2 separate regions of the Homo sapiens genome follow, and region 1 is linked to region 2. Evidence: chromatin contacts called from ENCODE Hi-C or POLR2A ChIA-PET data. All regions are on one chromosome and are shown on one strand. The core of a region is the stretch at or near the end of the contact, and the rest is flanking DNA. Distances in the headings are between cores, read along the strand shown. Region 1 overlaps ERN1 (endoplasmic reticulum to nucleus signaling 1). Region 2 overlaps SCN4A (sodium voltage-gated channel alpha subunit 4).

Evidence for each region. A loop is a pair of places that touch in the nucleus more often than their neighbours do. ChIA-PET counts read pairs that join two places held with the same protein, here RNA polymerase II (POLR2A). Pooled maps may share reads with other maps.
Region 1: a loop to region 2 is called in a pooled map, with 2.0 times the contacts of the local background. The contact joins two enhancer-like sites. A Hi-C loop is called at or near these places in 2 of 50 pooled maps. POLR2A ChIA-PET finds 5 or more read pairs at or near these places in 4 of 52 experiments (HepG2, T-cell, activated CD4-positive, alpha-beta T cell and 1 more).

What each region holds. Positions count from the first base shown.
Region 1 is chr17:64,072,739-64,076,605 of GRCh38, reverse strand. ERN1 (endoplasmic reticulum to nucleus signaling 1) reads left to right here. Exons shown (of 22, transcript NM_001433.5): 5 at 1,359-1,431. Among named protein-coding and RNA genes, the nearest start is that of ICAM2, 54 kb to the right of the region's middle. RefSeq lists silencers at 1,363-1,657, 2,141-2,200 and an enhancer at 1,841-1,920. Within about 2 kb of position 2,110, at least 12 of the 41 ENCODE cell types and tissues checked have a DNase peak (open chromatin) inside an H3K27ac peak, as active enhancers do.
Region 2 is chr17:63,952,991-63,956,636 of GRCh38, reverse strand. All of the region lies in intron 13 of SCN4A (sodium voltage-gated channel alpha subunit 4), which reads left to right. Among named protein-coding and RNA genes, the nearest start is that of SCN4A, 18 kb to the left of the region's middle. Within about 2 kb of position 2,021, at least 8 of the 41 ENCODE cell types and tissues checked have a DNase peak (open chromatin) inside an H3K27ac peak, as active enhancers do.

The DNA.
Region 1 (3,867 bases), core at 861-3,360, 120 kb before region 2:
AGAGGATGCCCTTCATCACTCCCTTGTGCTCCTTTCTGGGTTGTGGTTTAGCAGCTCCAGAAACAATGTTTCCCAAGCTTGGGCCTTGAATCAGGGCACCAGTGGCAGTGCTCAGCAGAGACCACAGGACTCCAGAAGACTAGAAGATCTGCAGTGCCTTTCTGATTCTCAGAAACACATGGCAAAACCCAGTCATTGCAGCCTCTCTGAAGCATTTTTCCTCCTCTGAGGCTTGGTTTGAATGTTGGGATGATGGGAAAATCCAAGTTATTTAGTATGCAAAGCTCTGCTTATTAAAGCTAGAGAGAAATCTTTTCTTTCTTGGAGAAAAAGGTGACCATGCAGTAGAGGCATTTCTATAAAAGCAGGTATCTATAGAACAATTTCAAAAACACAGAATGTTCTAAAAATAAAGTATACTGAAACAAGCATTAACCAAAAGAGCTCGTCAGATGTCAGCTGTAGACTCAGAAGAATCAGTTTTATGATGAAATGCAGTTGAAACATTTGGATTCCTTTGAGTTTCTTTTCCTGGCACCTATCTTAACTTCCTCTTTAAAACCAAAAGTCTCAATTTTTCTTGTTTTTCAATAGTGAATTATTTACTGAAGAAAACATCAAAACTCTTTTCCACCTCAAACTCTTGTGTTGCCCCTGTAATGGCGACTTCTCCTTTCCCTCGAAGCTTGAGCTTGGCACCAAGGTTGCATCCCTTCAGCATCAATGTCCTGGCTCCCTCCCATGGGGCTCTACAAAGCACTGTCATTTTACTCAGTCTAGCCAGCTCTGGCTCTGTATTCCAAGCCAGGACAATTCTTTCTTAGCATTTCAAAGAATATATAACTCTCCATATTTGTGTAAATCTTTTCAGAAAAGGTTTGTGTCACCCCTGGGAAGCACCCTGGACAGGAGACCTTGAGGGGCCTCTGCACATGGTGTCAAGTAAAGGAGTGGATGTTTACAGAGCTCAGGGACCTGGGAGCTTGTCAAAATAGATGTGGAAAATTAGCTGGGTGTAGTGGCAACATGCCTGTAATCCCAGCTACTTGGGAGGCTGAGGTGAGAGAATCACTTGAACCCAGGAGGCAGAGGTTGCAGTGAGCCAAGATGGTGCCACTGCACTCCAGCCTGGGCGACAGAATGAGACCCTGTCTCAAAAAAATGAAAATAAAAACACAGTAGATGTGGAAGCATAGGGTGCCCCCTTCTCCTTTGTATTCAGTTAGGAAAACTCTCATCTGCAAAGTGCTTCTCTCTTTTTAGCAGAATTAGGTAATAGAAACAAACTGCCTGGTAAAATTGTAATAATTGCACAAGACTTGGTTAACTTTTTTTTTTCTTTTTTTTTTTTTTTAAAGAAACTTCCTTTTACCATCCCAGAATTGGTGCAGGCATCCCCATGCCGAAGTTCAGATGGAATCCTCTACATGGGTAAGAGTTCCTGTCTCCAGAAACTTGTGTCTCTTTGATGTAAGTCCCGGAATCTGGGAAAGTGGCATGCGGAGAGAGAGGGCGCAGTCACCGCCTTGCCAACCCTTTCTTTCCTGGGTTGTGCTTCAGGTGCTGTTCTCCCCAGGATCAGCTGACCAATTAAGAAAGGGCTCCCCCAACTTGGGAGAAGAATTGACATCATTAATATGGTTACTCATTTAACAAGCTTTTAGTTGCTGTGTTGACTTAGTCCTGAGATTCCAAGATTGCAACATACCCAGTGGCAAATGGATGAAATTTAAAGTGAGTACAATCATCTAAGCCAAGGAAGGAAAGCCAGGCTCTGCCTGTTAATTATAGCGCTTTCTTAGTATTTCCTGCTATCAGAATGTTTGATAGAACAGCACTTAATAGCTTGCCTAGATAAACTGCCTTCATACCTATGGGGTCACAGCTTTCAAAGCATCAGATCACCTGCTTTTCTTTTACTATGTTGCTGCCAAAATGTCAATAAAAAAGCATTTGCAACACAAAGGAGAGCTGTATTTATCTTGAAATCATAGTAGCAATAATAGCCCGTATTTATACAGCAGCTTTCTTTTTGAGGAACTGAAAGTGCTTATTGCCTATTCATGCCTCGAGGAGCTTTATGTGTATTTCTGGGTCTCAAGTGCAGGCCAGACTTTTAAGGTTTTGCTCAGGACACTGAGACTCTTGCTTCCTTCCACACCTTCAGAATGAGGAACTCCCAGCCTAGGAATTTGGAGGAAACGATCGGCACAGATTTTTCTCTCTGTGGGCCGTGACCTGGGAACATCTGATAATCTTCTGACCATCCATGTCACTGTGTCCTATCTGGTCTTCCAGCTTTTGCCAGCAATTCATCACTTATAGTCTGCTTAGGATATTGTCTTCTTATCATCTTTGTGCTGTGGCCTCTTAGGCGAGTTCATTAAACATATTTAAGAGCATGGTAGTTGCCCAATCTACCCATTAAAGTAATAACTGAGTTATGTAAACTCTAGTGGTTCTTGAAGTAACCAGCTATGTCATGCTAGATGGAAAAGGTTCGTGGTCCTAGCTCTGTTCTCCTCTACCTTCAGATCATATTCATATTATGATTTTGTCAGTGAGAACAGAGTTGCGATCCATGGGTAAGTTGCACACATGTGGAGCAGGCATGTATGCAACATCTGTTAGAACTTTAGAGGTATAGCATTAGCAAATTACAGGCCAGGTGCAGTGGCTCACAACTGTAATCCCAGTACCTTGGGAGGGTGAGGCAGGAGGTTTGCTTGAGGCCAGGAGTTTGAAACTAGCCTGGTCAACATAGTGAGACCCCGTCTCTACAGAAGAAACATTTTTAAAAAATCAGCCAGGTGTAGGCCAGGTGCAGTGGCTCACGCCTGTAATCCCAACACTTTGGGAGGCTGAGGCGGGCAGATCACGAGGTCAGGAGATCGAGACCATCCTGGCTAACACAGTGAAACCCCATCTCTACTAAAAATACGAAAAATAAGCCAAGCGTGGTAGCACATGCTTGTAGTCCCAGCTACTCAGGAGGCTGAGGCAGCAGTATCGCTTGAACCCTGGAGGCGGAGGTTGCAGTGAGCTGAGATTGCACCACTGCACTCCAGCCTGGGCGACAGAGCGAGACTCCGTCTCAAAAAAAATAAAAAATAAATAAAAATTAGCCAGGTGGCCGGGCATGGTGGCTCACACCTGTAATCCCAGCACTTTGGGAGGCCGAGTTGGGTGGATCACGAAGTCAGGAGATGGAGACCATCCTGACTAACACGGTGAAACCCTGTCTCTACTAAAAAAAAAAAAAAAAAAAAATTTGCTGGGTGTGGTGGCACGCACCTGTAGTCCCAGCTACTCAGGAGGCTGAGGCAGGAGAATCGCTTGAACCTGGGAGGTGGAGGTTGCAGTGAGCCGAGATCACTCCACTGCACTCCAGCCTGGGCGGCAGAGCGAGACTCCATCCCAAAAAAAATAAAAAAAGAGCCAGGCATAGTGGCACATGCCTGTAGTCTCAACTATGGGGAGGCTGAGGCAAAAGGATGACTTGAGTCCAGGAGTTTGAGGCTGCAGTGAGCCGTGACCACACCTCTGTACTCCTCCTTGGGCGACAGAGCAAGACTCTGTCTCAAAAAAAAAAAAAAAAAAATTTCAAAGGCTCTGTGACCTTCTCCAGCATCTCAATATTCTTCTTCTAAGAGTCTCCAAAACAGGAGACTTTTCCAATAAGTTAGGAAGATAAAAATGACCACCAGAGATCATGCTTTACAAAATGGAAATACACGCATCACAGTGACTGTGTTGACCTTCACATTGGAGGCCCTTGCTACAGACTCTCCATTCCTAGGATGCTGTTGGGTATATACCATTGATACATATGCTTTGGGTTTTCTTAATATATAGTGTTATTTACTG
Region 2 (3,646 bases), core at 772-3,271:
AAAGGCACAGTTTTGTGGGGGAACCTGGGCCTCCTGGCCTTCTCCCACCCTCTTGACCTCCTCTGCTCCAGGGCCTATGGTCCAGGCGCCGAAAAAGAGAATCAGGCTGGATGTGGTGGCTCATGCCCATAGTCCCAGCACTTTAGGAGGCCAAGGCCAGGAGTTCAAGACCAGCCTGGGCAACATAGCAAGACACTCTTATCTCTACAAAAAATGGAAAAATGAAAAAAATTAGCTAGGCATGGTGGCACACACCAAACCCAGCTATTTGGGAGGCTGAGGCAGGAAGATGGTTTGAGCCGTGGACTTCAAAGCTGTAGTGAGCTGTGATCCTGCCACTGCACTCCAGCATGGGGGGGCAGAGCAAGACCCCATCTCTAGAAAACAAAAAAGAAACAGGTGCAGATATTGGGAAAATGCAGAGATGGCATAAACTGCATCTCTTCTGCCGCTTACTGTGGTTCAGGGCTTGGCATGAGGGGCTGGTGCAGAGGAAGGGGCCAGGAGGTGAGAGCCAGGGTATAGGGCCATGGTCCAGCTGGCCAGCATTTCTGCGGCTAGGGCCTCTGGAGGTGACCCTGACTTCTCCCCTTCTTGGGGTGGCAGTGGAGGTCACTCCTGCCAGAGCCCTGCAGTGCTGTGCCCAGCTGCCCCCTGCAGTGGCTGGTGCTGCCCTGGGCAACAGGGACTGGGAAGACGCCTGTCCCCATGTTCCCCAAAGGCCTATGGAATCCCTGAGCTGCAGCGACAGAGCTTCTCAGATATTGCTGATCTCTGGCTGGGGGCAGCACCAAGAGAGGGAAGGGGGTGTCACCTCAGCTGCAGAAGAAGACTATGCTGCAGCTACAGAGGAGAACCCAGGCCTCCTGTCCCTGAAAGGAGGGTCTTAGGGAGTGGGGAGAGAGAGGGAAGGTGCCCGGGCCCAACTTTGGGGCAGGATTGGGGATGGGGAGAGCAGACCCTGAGTAGGAGTTTGTTGATGTAAGTCTAAGGACTTGGGGGTGACTGAGTCTTCAGGGAGTTGCTGTTTCTATGTGTGGAAACTCAGAAACGTTTTAAATCCCCACTTTGCCACTCACTGACTGGGAAACCTCGAGCCCGTTATTTAACCCTTTGGGCCTCAGTTTTCCCATCTGGAAAACGGGGATGAAAATGGGGATGACTCTTTCACTGGGTGGTTGCAAGGATTATGTTACGCATGCGCTTACAAGTGCTTACCAAAGTGCCTGGCCACGTGGCTGGGAGTACAGGTGTTGCAGGCGTGCGGCAGGGCAGTGCTGGTTTAGGTTCCCGCCACCAGGGCGATGCTCCTGTATTGGCAGTGGGGGGCCTACTGTATGTCAGTCCCTGCCAAAGGGAGTTACTGGCATTGCCCCTAATTCTCTCAGCCACCCCATGAGACAGGTAATGTTATTTCCACACTCTCGAGGAGGCACTGCCCAGAACCACACAACTAGTGAGAAACAGAGCTGGTGCTGGAACTGGGTCCATGTAACTCCAGTAACGATAACATCAATGACAACAGTATCGTAATAATGATAACGTCAGCATCAGCAGAAGCATGGTGACAGCTGACATTTATTTAGCATTTACCCAGCATTCTGGGTGCTTCACATGTATTCATTTCACCTCATCCTCACGCCCACCTGTGAGGGGCGCGCTGGTTCATGTTTTATAGATGAGGAAACAGGGGCTCAGGGAGGTGAGTCTGTCCCGTGTGTGGGACGGGAGCCCCTGCAATCTGGCTGCAGAGTCTGGAACCAGTACAGGCCCTGCTTCTGTGTGCCTGTCACCCCTATCACACAGACATGCACACACGAACACACCACTGACATCCTTTCCCAGCCCAGCTCTGTGGCTCTCCCAGTTTGCTCAGAGGGAGTGGAACGGCCCAGGGAGGTGGCACTGTCAGCTCCTTGGGCACTGTCCCCTCCCACCACCTCCCCAGGCTTCAGAGAAGCAGGTGTCTGCCAGAGGCCACCAGGGCACCCTGCCAGAGAGTGTGAGGACCCGCATCCCCTGCACCTATGGCACTTGGTCACTTCCTGCGGGTAACTGTGAAGAAGAAGAGGAAGTGACTAGGTAACCCAAAGCACAGAACCCCCAGGGAAATTGATGTCGGCCCCCTCCCCTCCTCCCTTCCCCCATGCCTGGGGCAGCTATTTCTGTCTTGGGCAGGAGCCGTGTGCAAACCCTGCTGACCCAGAGAGCAGCTAATTCCCATCTCAGATGTGTTTCTGGCAACTGGATGCCTCCCCCCAGAGAGGGAGAAGAAAGACTAATGCGTTTTGGTGGGGGGCAAAGGCAGAAAAGCCTCTAGGGGACATGGCGGGGAGGAAGGGAGCCATGGAAATTCCCCTAGCACATTCTCTCAAAGAGCGTTTTCAGATAGTTTTTAAAGAGAGTATTTAACATGATTAACAGAATATAATCAACAGAATGTAGTGAAGACAATGACGAGAAGACCTTGGAGGAGGCTGGTGAGAGCCAGGAGTGAGACCCGCCGAGGAGACGGCCAAGGGTGGCGGATCTGCAAGTGCAGGCTCCCCAATTCCCCATGCCCTCTCACTCCCCCAGGGCTCCGAGGAAGAACCTGGCTATGCTTCTGGCTGATGGGAGCTGGGACCCTCACCCCAGCCAGGATTCTCCTTCCTCCCACTGCCCAGGGCCAGGCAGACTGGTAGAAGGAAGGGTGACCACATTAAAGACCTTCAGGGCTGCCATTCACCTTGTAGGCTAAGTGAAAGATGCCTTCTAAAGTTATACAATGACTAGAATCCTGGTTCGAGTCCTGGCTATGCTCTGTGTCCTAGAGCAGGCCACGCCACCTCTCTAGGACTCAGTTTACTCATCTATAAAATGCTGAGCTGGCCTCAGAGTTCACCACACTCTTCCTACACCTTGTATAACTTTCTTTCTTTCTTTCTTTTTCTTTTTCTTTTTTTTTTTTTCTTCAAGGCAGGGTCTCGCACTGTCACCCAGGCTGGAGTGCAGTGGGTGCAATCTGGGCTCACTGCAACCTCCGCCTCCCGGGTTCAAGTGATTCTCCTGCCTCAGCCTCCCAAGTAGCTGGGATTATAGGTGCACCACCACGCCCAGCTAATTTTTGTATTTTTAGTACATGGTTTCACCATGTTGGCCAGGCTGGAGCACCTTGTATAGCTTTCTATTATTTCAAACATAATAACAGCCAACATGCGTTGAGTGCCTACTGTGTGCTCTACTTGTATTGATGGGTTTTTTGTTTGTTTTTTGTTTTTTTGTTTTGTTTTGTTTTGAGATGGAGTCTCGCTCTGTCGCCCCGGCTGGAGTGCAATGGCGTGATCTCGACTCACTGCAACCTCCACCTCCCGGGTTCAAGCGATTCTCCTGCCTCAGCCTCCCAAGTAGTTAGGACTACAGGCGCATGCCACCACGCCCAGCTAACTTTTTGTATTTTTAGTAGAGACGGGGTTTCACCATGTTAGCCAGGATTGTCTTGATCTCCTGACCTCGTGATCCGCCTGCCCCAGCCTCCCAAAGTGCTGGGATTATAGGTGTGAGCCACTGCGCCTGGGCTTTTATTGATCCTTTAATCCTCACAACAATGGGAGGAACACTTGGATAATCTCCTTTTTACAGATGAGGAAACTGAGGCACAGGGCAG